Linked DNA regions of Mus musculus: region 1 is linked to region 2. Evidence: chromatin loops called from intact Hi-C (ENCODE). Cell type or tissue: heart. All regions are shown on one strand. Links, peaks and the distances in the headings refer to the core of each region. The heading gives the core; the rest is flanking DNA. Region 1 holds the start of Lca5l (Leber congenital amaurosis 5-like). Region 2 holds the start of Brwd1 (bromodomain and WD repeat domain containing 1).

Region 1 (8,333 bases), core at 143-8,142, 110 kb before region 2:
TTATCAGTAATTTCTCCCCTGGGGCCCATGACTTCTCTAAGCACACACTGAACTCGTTCCTGTGGAGCATGTGTCAAATCCCATCAGGAGGACCAGGTCACCTCATAAACAGTCTTGCCACTACTGCCACTGAGCCCATCTTGCCTGGCATACCCATACTGTAGCATCATGGACCACTGGCATCTTTTTCCCCAGCAGCGTCCTGCACACACCTTCCAGAACTATGAAAGCTAGCCAGAAGCAGAGTGCCCAGTCTTCTGGTCAGTCCAATATTGATTCCTATGTACGAAGTGTAAGATATCTTCAGCAAGAATGTGAGTCTTACCAATGACTTCTGGAACTCAGCAAGAGCAGTAGCAGTAGCCTGTTTTGTCTGGGGAGATTCTTGGGTCTCTGACCAATAAGTCATAGGCAGGTAACCTGTGTCTAGCACTGAGGTTTTATTTATATATATTTATCACAAATGTAATGCAGAGCTTTTATGAGAAATATTTATTTTATGTATATGAGTACACTGTCTTCAGACACACCAGAAGAAGGCATCACACCCCAGTACAGATGGTTGTAAGCTACCATGTGGTTGCTAGTAATTGAACTCAGGACCTCTGGAAGAACAGTCAGTGCTCCTAACCGCGGAGACATCTCTCCAGCCCCTGGCACTAAGGTTTTAATAACCCAGGTCTTCAAAGTGCAGCACTGGTCATTAATGTGGAGAACTTCTGTTCAAACTCCTTTAAAGATTATATTTTTAATCAGCTTATTAATGAATGGGGTTTCAGAAGACTACTTCACACATCCTTGGTTTAGATTAATAATTCCATACCCTCCTTCTCTCCACCCTCCTGTCCCTACCTCTTCCCTTCCCATTAGTTGCCAGTGGTCACCCCATCCTTTAATATCATATAACAGCTTCTTATAGTGTGTACTGGCTAAATCAGAGACACATCACTGTTAAAAGTGTGGGAAATGAGCAAATGGGGGTGCTCCAACATAGTCAGGACATTTATATCAGCCATCTTGCCAAGACTCAGGGAACGTGAGTGAAGAGGAAGGAGAGAATATATCAAGGAGGATGGCTGTAAAAGGCTTTGGGAGACCAGACTGTGGGAAAGCAGACCTGAACAGCTCCCACCCTGAGAATCAATTGACCCTTTGTTGGGAGCTGAGCCACCCCCTCCTTCACACAAGGCTGATCATGAGAACCAACTGACCCTGGTCTTGGCCAGACACCTGGGGCTGTTTGGGCGGAACCAGCATCCAAAGATAAGCCACAAGATGTTTCAAGCCTGCACCCAGCATCTGCCCCAGATGTCCGTCCCTCTCTCTGTGCTTTGATCATTCCCCCTCAGCCCCTCCCTATTTTCTCTCACTGTGTGCTTATAATCAGGCTCCCAGCCTCCATTAAAGTAGACCTTGATAAGCCTTTGCTTGGTCTCGCTCCCTTTTCTCGCCTGTTTCTCTTTCAGGCTTGGTCCCCCTCAATCTCCCAAATAACTAGGTCCCGTGGGTCCTGCAGGTCGGGATAAAAGACCGTCTCTAAATATGACGATTGTTACAACTGTAGTTCCCCACATAAAACCTGTACAAGACTGAGTCCGTTACAATTCCCTGCATGCAGGGCGGCTGGGCTCCCTGGGTACTTGGCACAAACCATCCTTTGATCTGGACGGCCCCAACTCAGAGTGGGGACGTTGGCCTGGTTCTCTTCACATGACACAAATGGAGGTCTACAGTGCTGCCTTCACTTTTCCAGACAGGGTTTTTCTATGTAGCCCTGGCTGTCCTGGAACTCACTCCGTAGACCAGGTTGGCCTCAAACTCAGAAATCTGGCTGTTCTGCTCTGCCAAGACTAGGTAGTCAAGGCAACCTCAAATAGTCCTTGAACATCCACATAACCGCATAAGCAGGTTACAGAAGCCAAAAAGCAATTACTCGTAACATAGCAAGTATATCGTCACGGCTGGACATTTCTGGGTTGGAAGGTCACTGAGTCAGTATTGCTGATAACTTATCTTCCAGGAAAGAGACAAAAAGCTAGTGAATACCAAGATGGACAGATGCCTAGCATAAAATGGAGTTTCTTCAGCCATCACAATAGCAAAAGAAAAGTAATTAACACAGCGGTACACAGGCCTGTGGTTACAACATTTTGAGAGGTAGGAAAAGGAGATCAAGAATTCAAGTTCCTGGAGGGGGGGGTGATAAAAATAATCAAGATACATCACATACAAATACAGAATCATCAGCTTACATAAAAATATTCTGGTTTTGTTGTTAGGTGTTCTAGTTTGTTTGTTTTGAGACAGGATTTCCTTGTGTAACCGTGGCTATCCTCGAACTTTTTTAGTCCAGGCTGGCCTTGAACTCAGAGATCTGCCTGCCTCTGCCTCTGCCTCCAGTGCTAGGGTTAAAGGTGCATATCACAAAGCCCAGCAAAAGATAAAAATATTAAATAATAATAATAAAGTAGTAACTGTGCATCGAGGAGCAGTTCAAAGCTAGCCCGGTCTGTGAGGCCAAGGCTAGCCCGGTCTGTGAGGTCAGGTGAGCTAGAGCTACATAGTAAGAGCCTGTCTCAAAATAAATAGGTGCTGGAGAGATGATGGCTTGGTGGCTGAGAGTACTTGCTGCTCTTGCAGACGACCTAGATGCAAATCCCAGGACCTTCTTGACGGCTAAGAACTGTCTTTAACTCCAGTTCCAGTGCCTTCTTCTGGCCTTCTCAGTCACTGCATACATGGTATACACATACACACACACACATGCAAATAAAACACCTATACACATAAAATAAAAAGAAATCTTCAAAAAATAAAAAAACACATTTTAATTAAAAATTTAAAGGTCATAAAGATCATACAATGCTTCCTTCATTTTTCCAGACAGGGTTTCTCTGTGTAGCCCTGGCTGTCCTGGAACTCACTCTGTAGACCAAGCTGGCCTCGAACTCAGAAATCCACCTGCCTCTGCCTCCAGTGCTAGGGCTAAAGGCACATATCACATATTACATAACAATTGTGAGGCCAAACTGGACTATAAGAGATCCTGTCTCAAAAAAACATAGTACTTAAGAGAGTTAATAGAAATCTGTCTCTGTATACTCTAAAAACAAAAGATAACTTATGGTAGGGTTTACCTTTAATCCCAGCACTCAGGAGACAGAGACAGGCTGATTTCTATGAGTTCAAGGCTAGCTTGGTCTATGTATGGAGTGAGACACTGACTGTAAAAAATATAGAAAAGTATTCAGCAACCTGAAGGAACTATTTATAACATATATCACAGGGTTTTGATACATCAAAAGTTCTTCCAAATCAAGTTTTACAAAGATTTATACCAAGTTTAAAAGTGAGCTAAAAGGCCAGGCTCACCCTGGTAGACCAAGCCACGTGAGAGGCTGGGGTAAGCGGATCACTTAACCCCTTAAATTAGAAGCCAGCATGGACCATGTGGTGGAAATTAAAAATCAAAATCCTAAGGTACTGGGTTCCACCTCTAGTGCTGCCAAAACAAAAGGTAAGCGGGGAAGAGAAATTACAAAATAAGAGAAATGGACCCAGGAAACTGAAATCCCACAGAAGAAAGCCACACCGGTGTTAGAGATCCTAAAATCTGATTAGCTTAGTAGATTACATAATTGTGGCTAAATGGAAAGTGACAGGTTTGAAGCCAAATTACCTTGGCCTATCTTTAGTCTCCTTAATGGACTGGCCACTGTATGGGCCCGTGATTGATATAACATTTACAGGACCGTCAGGTAAATTCTTTTGCAAGCACCGACAGACCCTCACTTCCACCCACCTGAAGCACTTGGGGCCTGTAGATTTTCCTGTTTTGCTGTAACCCGCTTGGTATCTGACGGCACAGCTTACATACTTTACAAGTAGCTTGATTTGTGACTTATTTGTTCTGCGACTATTAAAACTTTACAAAACGTTTACCACGTTGGAACATGATATTTGAGGTAAGATAAATCTGTGTTCCAGGCCACGGTCATTCATATTTAGTTCCAGGATAAACTCTTCCTGTGAGAGCCCTGGTTTTGGGAGGTTTGTTTGTTTGTTTGTTTGTTTGTTTTGCATGACACTAATAAAGCTATTATAGCTTCTTACCCTTCTTAGCAACAAAGAATTTACAATTAAAAATGCCAGTTTTAACAATCAAACTCAAAAATAACAGCTATAATTCTACCACCTGAGTGTCTTAGCCTGTTGTTGGCTTGGAAATACTGTACACCAAACACAGTTTTTGTGCTCGCATTTAGTTTTTGCAAGAAGCACCACCATGTATAAAACCAAGTTAACAGGGACACTCTGTCCCCAGTCCTCTCCCTTCCTGGCACTGCGGCAAAAAGCAGGGTCAGCTATAAATTCCTTCAGCCGCCTGGGTTCCAGCTTCTCTGCGATCTAGACCTCCCAGGCGCCCTTGGCCCAAGTACGCATGCGCGCAACTGGTGCCCCGCCCCGAACCCTGCCATTCCGCCGGCTTTTCCACAGTGCCAAGTACTACGCGTGCGCACACCCGAACTAGCCATCCCAGGAGGCCCCGCGTGGTTTCCATGGCGACGCCCGCGCTTCCTTAAGTCCAGGGTGGAGGCAGCTGCGGGAGCAGCGCGGAGCAGGTAACGGCCTTGGCGCCGCCGCCGCCCCCAGCAGTGGTGGTCTCATCAGCCCGCGTCCGCCTCCCCGGAGCCGCTGGACAGGCCCCTTCCGAGGCCCGGCGCCGCGGGTTCTCTCCGTCCGCTCTATCCTCCGACCTGGCCTTGCCTCGGCGGAGCTGGTAACGTAGCCCCCCGGCGCCTCCCTGCCCGGGAGCAGCGCACACCCATCCGGGAGGATGCGCCGCCGGTGGGATCGCTGATCAGTGTCCCCCTCCACCTCCAAAGTGCAGAGAGCGAGAACGGGTCCCAAGCCTCGGTGCTTCGGAACCCCGAAGCATTCGCTACCCGGCTGGTGCTTTTCCTTCCAACCCTGGCACGCCCCGCGGGGCGTCTGCATCCTTCTGAAACGCTTCACTTGTTTTCCACCCACAGCTCGGCTGTGGGGCTCTTTGTCAACCCACCTCACTATGAGTGCTTTAAGATTTTGTTGTTTTCTTGACAACAGTTAACTCGTTTCGGGCCAGCCTTTTTTGGCGGAGTGTGACACCGGACTTGTTTTCTGTCTGCACAAATCACATAGATGGAGTCATCCCGTTCCAAAGGCTCAATGCCCACGTAAATGCCGCTGAGCCCATAATGTGTATATCAGCCCCGGCCCTTCTCCGAACACCATACGGTGAACTCAGCAGCCTGACCCTGTCTACCAGATGCCTAAGGCGTTTTCCATGCCAGCTTGTCCAAGGTGTCTGATAACCCCGCAGCCAGGCTCCTCTAAGATGCATACATAATCCATCCAGTTGCTGAAAACTTCATTCTTCTTCCACTCATCCGCACTTTTGTATCTAGTTTGACTTTACCAGCACATCCTTACAAAATACACCCAGAATAGATTCAACGGTACCATTTCTCCCAAATGGCAGTCAGTGCCTGGATTATTCCAGAAATGCCTTGCATTTCCCTGATAATATCCTTTCTCTACTTGAGCATGGTCGGTTTTTACTAATAAGATTTTATGGCCGGGCAGTGGTGGCGCACGCCTTTATGAAAACTTTAGTAAGAAATAAACACTGGAAAAAATAGTCAGGGGAGCTAGAGATGATGACCTGTCAACTTCCTCTGAATTACAGTCTAATGCTTTACAGTCACTTAGTAGAGGCAGAAAGAAAGCAAACAGGCACAACTTGCCCCAGCCCCCAAGGCAAGACTTTGCAATATCCAGAGACTGGAAACTAAGTAATGTATGAAATTGATAAATGATCAAAACCCACAAAAGTAACTAACCATCCAAAGGTTGGGCTTGACTCTTTCATGTTGCAACTCTTAAAGGCGTGTGTGTGCGTGTGTGTGTGTGTGTGTGTGTGTGTCTGTCTGTCTGTCTGTCTGTCTGTGTATGTCTGTGTGTGTGTCTGCCTGTCTGTCTGACCAACTAACTCAGAAAAGAAAAATGTGTGTTTCACTGGTGCTTTTTTTTTTTAATCATTTTTGAGACAGCATCTCAATATATAATTCTGACTGGTCTGAAATTTTCTGTGTAGACAAGGCTGGCCCCAAGCCTGGAGACACCCCCACCCCCACACACCCACATCCACTTCCAGAGTGCTGGGATTAAAGGTGTTCTTCACTATGCCTAGCTCGCTTGTAAATTTTAGAGTTGGGCTTTAGAACTCGTTGAGAAATCATCTAATTTCTTGTTTTAGGCAGCTGAGGCCAAATAGCTGATTATATTGACAAAGCTGGAGTGTAAATCCAGATACCTTGCCAAAGTCTCACTTTTATTTTTCTTCTGCCTCTCAATCCATGTTAATTCTTTTCCTCTCTAAACAGTGTTTCACTGCGTAGCCCTGGCTGTCCTAGAAATCACTCTGTAGAGCAGACTAGCCTCAAATTCAGAGATCTGCCTGCCTCTGCCTTCAGAGTGCTGAGATTGCAGGCGTGGAATGCCCAGCCATCAGTGTTAATACTTAATTTCCCTTTGTCAGGATTTAGAGGGATCAAACTTTTGAATCAAAACTTTGGTAAGTATTAGACTGCTTTCTTTGAAATCCTGGGCTCTTGGCCCCTCACCTGTACAGTGCAGTGTGCATGAACCAAGGGAAGAACTTTACTGGCTGTGTGCTTTTTCCAGCAGATGCTCTGCCCTCTGCCTTACTTACTAAAGGGCTCTAAGAACTCTTTATAAATCTCCCTGTCTGTAGCATGCCACTTACACTCTTGTTTGTTATACAGAAGTTTTTGTTTAAATACCATCAGTTTTGTCCACTGTCTCCTTCACCAGCCTGGGCTCTGTGCCTCTCCAAATCTTGTGTTTTCATGTAAGATACTTTTCTTTTTTTTTTCCATTTTTTATTAGGTATTTAGCTCATTTATATTTCCAATGCTATACCAAAAGTCCCCCATATCCACCCACCCCCACTCCCCTGCCCACCCACTCCCCCTTTTTGGCCCTGGTGTTCCCCTGTACTGGGGCATATAAAGTTTGCAAGTCCAATGGGCCTCTCTTTCCAGTGATGGCCGATTAGGCCATCTTTTGATATATATGCAGCTAGAGTCAAGAGCTCCGGGGTACTGGTTAGTTCATAATGTTGTTCCACCTATAGGGTTGCAGATCCCTTTAGCTCCTTGGCTACTTTCTCTAGCTCCTCCATTGGGAGCAAGATACTTTTCTTAACATGTGCATCTCAAAGCCATCTGATAGCGTTTTAGAGTAAGGAATGCAGTAAGGATCCGCTTTGGACTTGCAGATGACCACTCTGCTCCATGGGGGTCTTCTTGTCCCTGCATCCACCCTTATTCTGTCCTGGGCTTCTGTGTGGACCTGTGCCTCTATTCCATTCTGCTGCTACTAGGGCAGTGAGCCCCCCACAGCTTTGCCTCAGTGTGTCTGATGGGTGTGTCCTGTGGGCGTGGCCCTTGACCTGGTGTTTTTCAGTCTCCATCTTCTTCTATACTTGTTGTCTGTACTTTTGTATCATTTTTGTCCAGTTCCCAAAAGGTAGCCTTGATGCTTTGCCTTGATTATGTTAATCACATTAGGGGCCGCTACACCTTTAGAATCTTTGTCATTATGATGTAAGAACAAAATGTTTATATAAATCTTTTAGTGACTTAAAATTTTCTTCATAGAAAATAGATATCTATTTTCTAGGTCATCTTAGTTTACATGTAGAAAGGATTTTATATCCATTTCATACCCTATACTTTTATTTAATGCTCTTTTGGGGGACTGTGCATGTGTGCATATTCAGATACATGTGGATGTGCATGTGTGTGGGGGCCAGATTATTTTTAAGGAATTTCTATTTTTGAGTTGTATGTGCATTGGTATGTGCATTTGAACGCAGGTACTCATGGAAACCAAAACAGGATATCAGATCCCTGGAACTGGAGTACAAGAAGTTATGAGCCTAGACTCCAGTCCTTGGCAAGAGTAGCAACTGCTCTTAGCCAGTGAACACCTCTCCAGCCCCATCATCACCTTAATTTTTAAGAGAGGATGTTCCATGAACAGCTAGACTCACCAACTCAGCTGGACTGTCTAGCCACCAAGCCCCACGGATCCCCCTGCCTCTTGTGAGCCATAGGGCCAGCCTTTTACACGATTACTGGGAATCAGAGCCCGGGTTCTCACGCTCCTGTGACAGTCATTGTACGACTAAGCCATTGCCACAGCCCCATCTTTCTTAGTGTCTTATGAAGTTTTCTAAGGATACACTTGTATTTTCTGCAGTTAAT
Region 2 (8,333 bases), core at 158-8,157:
CAGCCACTACTGGGGTAGTGCATGGTAGTGCATCCCCTTTGCTGCTGCTTCCTGGTGGGTATGTTCTGCATCCTCAGGGCCTCTGAACTGAGTTCAGTGGGATGACAGTCCACCTTGCTAGAAAACTGTGTGCATGTTGTTTGTGAGTGGGGGCTCAGAAGATGAAGTTGCAAGCCAGGCGTGGTGATGCACGCCTTTAATCCCAGCACTTGGGAGACAGAGGCAGGCAGATTTCTGAGTCCAGGCCAGCTTGAACTACAAAGTGAGTTCCAGGACAGCCAGGGCTATACAGAGAAACCCTGTCTCGAAAAAACCAAACAAAAAACATAAAACGCCCAACCAAACAACCCCCCCCCCCCAAAAAAAAAAGAAAGGAAGTTGCTTTGCTGCCACTTAGCCTGATGGTCTGGGTTCAATTTCTAGGACCCAGGAGTAAGGGGGGTGGTGGTGGAAACCAACTCCTGAAAGCTGTCTTTATGCTGCTGTGTAAGCTGTACTCCTGCCAGGGCTGTTTTTTCCTTCTTTCCTTTCTCAGCCAATGCTGGCACTCCAAGGTCTTGTGCCACTAGGTGCTGTGCCACTGAGTCACATGTCTCATGTCCTCATCTCTGATCTCCTGTAAGGGCTACCATGCTACCTGCCCAGGATTAGAACTTTAATTCCAGACAATGACTAGCATTTGGGATAAAGATTCTTGTAAAACTACACTTTACTTTATGATAGTGTTAGGAAATGTAATACACACGTCCTTGGTCTATATAAACATTTAAAGGAACTGGGGGGATGTTTTAGTGGTCAATAACACTTCACCTTCCAGAGGACCCGGTATGGCACAAGGGAATATTCACATCAGAATGTCAAATAAACTGTTCTAGTTATGGATCTTAACGATTTAACTTTTCAGTCTATGTGAATGTCTGCTTTGCCAGTTTGTGCATATGTGTATCACCTGCAGGTCAGCAGAGGGAGCGATAGAGGGTTGTGAGCCATTGTGTGGTTGCTGGGACTTGAACTCAGGTCCTCTGGAAGAACAGTCAGTGCTCTTAGCCGCTGGGCCATCTCTCCAGGCCCTATCTTTATTACTTTGACTATGGCTTGTGAGCCTACTGCCAGTAGGTTCCCTTGGTGCTACACCAAGTCCATCTCTTTATCCTTATGGCTACAGTTCCAGTGGGTCCTCTTTGATTTACTCTCTCAGGTTTACTAAGTAATATTTTTCTGTATCTTGGTCTCAACTTGCAACCTCTCCTTGACTGGAACGTTCCAGTTTTCCCATTTTCAGCTGGAGACTCTCTGGTTGTGTCCATCAGTCACCCCGAATACTTGAACTAAACCTGTTTTAAAGGGTCTCATGTACCTTGGGGCTCTCCTCAAGCCGTGTGGATAATCATGTCCGTGAACTTCTGAACCTCTGGCCTCTGCCTGTGCTGGGATTAGTGGGTGCTTTGTTTCTGTGCTGCTCTGGATCAAACTCAGGCAAGCCCCCGAGTAAATGACAGAGTTCTTTGGCTTTCTCCTTCAGTTGCATGACATCCCCAGAGGAGTGAAAGTTCCATACCTTTCCCTCAGGCAAGTTGGTTTTTATCCCAGTGCCCTAAATCTTATCACTATAGTTCACCTTTCCCTTAAAGGACGCCAAACTGTTTCCATGGGAACGGTGGAGTTTACTGTTCCATTTTATCTTACCACTTGGTGTTTGCTGAGTTAGGATTACTCTGAATAGGTGGGCCATCTACATATTCATATGTACTTTCCATGTAATTAATGAAAGTCAACTCAGAGGCTGGAAATGCGTATTAGTTCATAAAATCCTTGAGCTCTGGAAGGAGCCGCACTGTTGGCTACAATTTACAGATAAGGCCAATTGAGACAGAGGTTAAGTGATTTGCCTAGGATCATACACCTGATAGTTGGAGCCAGTCTAAGGTTCACTGCCCGGGCACGACTGGGACACCTCGTTCTGCCTCCGCACGCAGGCACTAGAATGACTAGCTGGTACAACGCCTTGGTCACAAGACAGGACTCCTACAAATGACCTTGCTCGGTCAGCCCTTCGCAGGGGCGCAGGGGTTAAGAAAAGAATGCGGAGCCACCCTAGCACTATGTCCTAAGCCTAAGGAAAAGAAACAGCCGAACCACCCTAGACTCTTTATAGACACAAACAATTCCCTTGCCGCACCCTAGCCCGCGACAGGAGCTCGCTTTCCCGTTGGAAGACGACTGTCTTTTGGTGTTTGGGAATAAAGAGCCGAGGTCGTTTGAGGTCAGGCCTCTTTTTCTGACTCTCTGCTGCCCGATAAATCTAACAATGGCCATGTTTAGTTCTGTTCTGCACTCTACGTCAGAGCTTGTCAGCGCACACTGGACGTGGTGAAACAGATCCGGTTGGGTCAGGAGCCTAGAGCGGTAATTAGGGGGATTTTTCTGTAACTCTTCCACCCCTCCAACAAAACGACTGACACTTGTGGCCGCAGCCCGTTTCCCACGGGCCCTCTGAGTTCCCGTCAAGTCATCGCGGACTCCCAGATTCCGTCACCCGTACCGGGCATCTTTAACCCATCGCGGGGCGCGGGACGCGGGGCGGCGGGAGGTCGGGAGGGCAGCGGGTAAGGTGGTGTCGCAGCCTCCGCTCTGGGTTCAGCCACCCTCCTGCAGAGCTCCTCCCCAGCCTCAGGGTCTTCAGGCCCAGCCCAGGTGACCGTCCTCCCAGGCTCCGCCCTGCCCTGCCCCGCCCCGCCCCCTCCACTCCAGCTCGCCGTACCGCCTCCGCCGCCGCACAAAGGCCGGCGGCCGCCTCACCGCGCGCAGGAATCCGGCCACGCGCGCCCCAGCCCCCCCACCCCCCGCCCCGCGGACGCAGCCCCGGCTGGCTCGCCGCCCCCTTTTGCGCTTCACGCCCCCGACGCACAGGACGCCGAGGCGAGGCCCGCCTCCCAGCCAAGGAGCCACATCCGCGTCGTGCCACGCCGCCGGCTCCCCGCGGGGGGACTACTTCGCTCCCCGCCCCTCGGTCCCGCGCGACTTCCTGCCGCGGACGCGTCGGTGCGCGGCGCGCACGGCATGGCGGCGGCGGCGCGCGCCTGAGGAGCTGGGGGTACGCCGGCCCGGTCAGGCCTCGGCGCGGCCTACGCGCTCCACTTGTTCGCTGGTCCGCTCGCTCCCGCCCGGCGCCCCGCCATGGCGGAGCCTTCGCCGGCCCGACGTCCGGTGCCTCTCATCGAGTCGGGTAAGACACGGCCGCGCGTCCCCTGCCCGGTGTCGCGCAGCCGCCGCTGACCGTCCCTGTCTTCTCCCCGCAGAGCTGTACTTTCTCATCGCCCGCTACCTCTCAGCTGGCCCGTGTCGCCGAGCGGCGCAGGTGAGTGCCGGCTGGGCGAGCGGGCGGGCGGGCGAGCGAGCGAACCGGGGGCGAACGAACCGGGGGTGAGCGGGGCAGCTGACGGGGTCTGACCGCGCGTCTTCTCTGCCGCAGGTGCTGGTGCAGGAGCTGGAGCAGTACCAGGTCGGTCCGCCGCCCCCGCGTCCCCGTCCCCGCCCCCGCGTCCCGGTCCCGCCCGGCCTCCCGGCCGCGGTGGTCACCCGGACGCCTTTCGTGTCTCATTCCAGCTGTTGCCGAAGAGGTTGGACTGGGAGGGCAACGAGCACAACAGGAGCTACGAGGAATTGGTGAGCAGCTCCCGCGTCCTCCGCGCGCCCGCGCCCCCCAGCCGGGTCTCTGCTCCCCTGCGGGCGCCGCGGGGCCGCGCCCGGGGGTGGTCTCTGGTGGTCCGGCGTCCCGGGGCGACGGGCCCGACCCCCGAGGGCTCGCGGTGGCGGGGTGGGGGGCGGGATTTGGCAGAAAATGGTTTTGGGGGCGGTGCCGGGCGCAGGCGGGGGCGCCCCTGGCTCGCGGCCGGGCTGGGGCTCCAGGTGCGGCCGCCAGCCACTGAGAGGGGCGCTCTCATCTCTCTCCCTTCCCGATTTGTAACTCGAGCTCTCATTGGTCTCTCCTTTCTCTGCCCCGCCCAGACTTTCAGACCTCTTGTTCCCCAGGAATAGAGAGAGAGTCCTTAGTCTCCCAAGGTGGAGAAATGGCCCCTTCCTGTACTGTACTCCCTTCCTCTGTAGGATCGCACAGAGTTCTCCGTGGTGAATATGTCAGTGCGGCACCCCTGCTTCCCCGACCCGTGCACTGTGTGTTGACTGCCTTTAGAAAGTTGGCTCACACTTGATCTTGCTGTATGTAGCGGTTCAGGCTTTAAGTTGACATCCGTCAGTCGGTGTATTTATTTTTTGAGACAGGGTGTCATTACGTACCACTGTCTTGCCTTGAACTCGGGTAGGCCAGGCTGGCCTTGAATTCATTTCCTGCTTCTGAGAGCTCGGACTAAGCTCTCAGAAGCAGTTGTGTGTGCCTGTCTTAACATTTCCGAGGAGTGGTAACTTGCGGATTACATTTATTTTCCTTTGCCTTATTTTCCCTACTTGCTTAGAGGTTCTTGTGTATAGTTGAGTTTTATCCAGGTAACAGAGGCTTTGGGTGTTTATCGTTAACGAAGCACAAATGTTGCAGGAGAATATCTTCGACAATTTTAAGATAAAAGACTCACACTGAGCATATTGGTTACAGAAGGTTGAGATGAGTGTGTGCTGTTGATGTTTGGCTGCACAGCCCCGTTTGGCTTGGACTTGCAGTCCTGCTTCACTCATCCTCTGCTGGGTCGGGATTACAGGAGAGCTCACTGACTTCACCATGTGTCCAAGACCAGTAGTGAACAAAAAGTCAGCCAGGGCGTCAGTCATGCATGTGGGCAGTTCATTCTCTATACCTTGTTTTCCAGGGCTAAGGAGTTAACTGGATAACTAGAGGGCTCAGCAGAACAGGGCAGGAGTGCTAAAGCAGCGGTTCTCAACCCACGGGACCCACCCTTTGGGGGGGTTGCATGTCAGATATCGACATTGCAGTTCATAACAGTAGTAAAATTACAGTTAAGTAGCAACGAGAATAACTATGGTTGGGGGTCACCCCAACATGAACTGTGCAGGGCTGCAGGGCCGCGGCGTTAGGAAGGCTGAGGACCACTGGTCTAGAGCCTCTACCATTGTCCTTTCCACAGCCAGGTGTTGGCCGTGACAGGTGCAGTTGCTGAGTAAAACGGGGTTGCTGGTTTGTTGTTTAATTTGACTTTTGAGAGTTATTTTTAAGAAGCAAATGTTCAGGTGGGTAAGATGACTTATCTATAAAACTACTTTCTGTTACCCCTAACGATGTGAGTTTACTCCTGGGGACCCCGAGTGGAGGAGGGAGAGATCCTACTTCCACAAGTGGGCCTCTGCATTCCACCCTCAAGCCATGGCACACATGTACAGGCATGCAATGCCCTTTTCTTTTGTCTTTTTTGTTTTTTTGTTTGTTTGTTTGTTTTGACAGGGTTTCCTCTGAGTAGTTTGTTTTTTCCCTCCCCCTGACACCACCTACCTCTTTTTTTTTTTTTTTTTCAGTGTTTCTCTTTGTAGCCCTGTCTGTTCTAGAACTTGCTTTATAGACCAGGCTGGCCTCAGATTCAACATAGATCCACCTGCCTCTGCCTCCCAAGTGCTGGGATTAAAGGCGTGTGCCACTATGCCCAGCCAAGTCTGTTTTCTTCTGTATGAAATTTTAAAAGGTTTGTAGGATGGGTAGGTGCTGGAATGTGAATCCAATCTGTCTCCTAGTGCTGTACCCACAGGCAGGGTTTAACCACACACGTTTTCTACGGGACAGGGACCTGATTCTGATTTACAACCCCAGGAGAGCTCAGCTTCTTTATAGCCACACCCCCTTCCTATCTACCTCCTGGGTCTAAGGAACGTCTAACAGTTTCACTTGTGTTAATGCAGAGCACAGCCTTTGAGTGAAGAAAGCCAAGCTGTTGGGACACTGCTGCCCTACTGGGGGGGGGGGCGGGGGACGGGGGGACGTTAGAGGCACAGAGATAGATAGGGCCCTGGTGCTGAAAGGTCTGAGGGAACTGTCTTCTGTCATGCTGCTTGTCACCTGGCTGGTCACTGCTAGGGTATCGTCTCCTCCTCACCCTTTCCTTTCCCGTGGTGGGTGAGGACAGGGTGCAGGCCTGGGTTGTGGAGGTGGACCTCACTGAGCAGTCTGCTGGCCCTGGATTGGTATAGTTTTGGTGAGGATGTACGTGTAGCTTCTAGACTTCAGATGCTCTCACTTTCTTTAGTATTTAGATGAGTTTTATTTGAAGCCTACACAAAGTGGGAGTTGTTCCCCACATACTCACAGATTGCAGTTTACCATTTGCTGTGTTTCTGTTTTCGTCTGAGGCATTGTATTCTAATTCCCATCAGCGAAATCTTCCCACAAGTGAATGGCCTGCCGACCCAGGCACCAGTTACCTGTTACCCAGTGGTTAGTCAGAAAGTTGTGTTGGTTCTCACCCATTGTGTCTCCTGTGAGCCAGTGTCCTCTGACCCCACTGAGATCCGTTTTAGGCACCCTCCATATAGTATTTCTTGTAACTGCTGGAGCTGTGTGTGTGGTAGTCCTGGAACGTCCTGGCAGGCATGTGGTGGTCAGAGGACAGTTTAGAGCTGACTCTTCTTCCAGGGTGGGTCCTGGTGCTTTGACTTGTTGAGCCATCTCTCCCCTCCCTGTAATTTATATTGTGTAAGTTACATTTGGTGTGTGTGTGTGGGGAAGGTATTTGAGTGGGTGAGGGCAGTTTAAGGGGTGGTGTTCCACCATTGGGTCTCAGGGATTGAATTTGGGGTGTTAATGGCTTCACGGTTGTCATCTTTACTCACTGAGCCCTCTTGCCAGTCCTACCTGGAGTATTTTGAAGAAGATTCTACACATTTATGTATATCTTAAGTTCTTACTGTTGTTTATGTTGAGAAATTTCACCTAGCTCAGGCTAGCCTTGAATTCCTACTTCTGCCCTGATAAGATGAGGTTACAGGGTACGCCACCATGCCGCGATAAAAAGACCATTTCTTTTCAAGGGGTACAGCCCAGTTTCAGTTTTTAACACAGCCAAAATGGGACTTCCTGAGTGCCTGTGTCACAGATTTCTGTGTGGATGTTTTTCTTTTTTGTTTTGTTTTATTTTTCGAGACAGGGTTTCTCTGTGTAGCCTTGGAGCTCACTTTGTAGACCAGGCTGGCCTCAAACTCAGAAATCTGCCTGCCTCTGCCTCCTGAGTGCTGGGATTAAAGGCGTGCACCACCACGCCTGCTTTTTGTTGTTGTTGTTGTTGTTGGATGTTTTTCATCTGGTTCTCCAAATACCTTCATAACATTTTTGCAGGTTGAGTGGCTTAAGGCTAGGTCTTATGTAGCCCAGGCTATCAGGCCTTGAAATATGTAGCTGAGGAATGACCTCTGTTCTTGATCTTGTTGCCCCCAACTCAAAGAGTGTTGGGTTAACAACTGTAGCACAGTGCTTGGCTTGAGTATAATCTTAAAACTTATTTTTTTTTTTAAATTAGCTGACTGCAGCCCCCTCCCCCTCCAATTAAAAAACCTTTAAATAGTTATTTTCTGTACTGTTATTCTGCTGAAGAGACTGAGAGTCATTTGCCTTTATCACAGTATTTCTCATGTCCCTTTTCCTTGGTGGTTCTAATCCTTTGAAGAATCATTTGGTGGAATTTATACATTCTGGATGTCCACCGCGGGCACCAAGTCAGCCAAATTGGAATCTGTTATGGCGCATGTGGGCACTAGAAATAGAAAGCATCCCCACTGGCTCTAGTGCAGCTTTACAGTGCTGCCCAGTGGGTTACATCTGTGCCTGTGCTGCTGCTTATCTGACTTGTGCTTAGGAGCAAGAGTGCTCTTTCCTATAAGGAACTGAGACTAGATTTCTGTTAGGGTTTAGCTCTTTATTAACAGGCCTGGGCAGTCATAGAGTTTAATCAGAATTTTCATGATCTGTAAGAAGTAAGAGAGAGGGAGTAGAGCTCTTGAGCTGAACTTGAGACTTCAGAATGGCTAGGTTTGTAAAGATGTGGGTCTCACTGAGAAAAGGAGCAGAGTCCGTCTTGCCCGTTGGCCATGGGGATTGGTTGGCCAGTCTGAGCTATGTAGAGTGTCTTGGAACCAGTCAAAGCGGGGGTGGGGTGGGGCTTTGAGGGGGTCTGTCTGTCTCCCTCTGCTGCAGATTAGATTGAGTGTTGACTTACTTTTTTTGTGTATGTGTATGGGTGTGTATATGCCACAGTGCAAGTGCGGGTCAGAGACAGTTTGTTGGAGTCAAGTCTTCTTCCATGTGTGTTTCCAGCTCCTTTCTTGTTGAACAGTCTCATAGGCCTTGAACAACATTTTTATATAAGGTAGTGTCTTGCCTTCTT

The links. Peaks named below come from ENCODE experiments on the same cell type or tissue, not always from the same donor. Only the 100,000 strongest peaks of a DNase experiment are listed, where the experiment ranks them.
Region 1: a loop joins it to region 2, with 2.3 times the contacts of the local background. A loop is called at or near these places in 2 of 42 quality-filtered maps.

The regions. Positions count from the first base shown.
Region 1 is chr16:96,188,477-96,196,809 of GRCm38, reverse strand. It overlaps Lca5l (Leber congenital amaurosis 5-like), which reads left to right and starts at 4,553. Exons shown (of 11, transcript NM_001001492.2): 1 at 4,553-4,622. In heart, for the core only: no CTCF peak of the experiment used is centred there; a DNase peak (open chromatin) is centred at 4,499; H3K4me3 peaks cover 1,723 bases; H3K27ac peaks cover 1,569 bases; H3K27me3 peaks cover 665 bases.
Region 2 is chr16:96,077,147-96,085,479 of GRCm38, reverse strand. Brwd1 (bromodomain and WD repeat domain containing 1) reads left to right here and starts at 3,052. Exons shown (of 42, transcript NM_145125.3): 1 at 3,052-3,226; 2 at 3,300-3,358; 3 at 3,473-3,502; 4 at 3,607-3,666. The coding sequence starts at 3,178. In heart, for the core only: no CTCF peak of the experiment used is centred there; DNase peaks (open chromatin) are centred at 2,069, 2,639, 3,039 and 3,939; H3K4me3 peaks cover 3,254 bases; H3K27ac peaks cover 2,740 bases.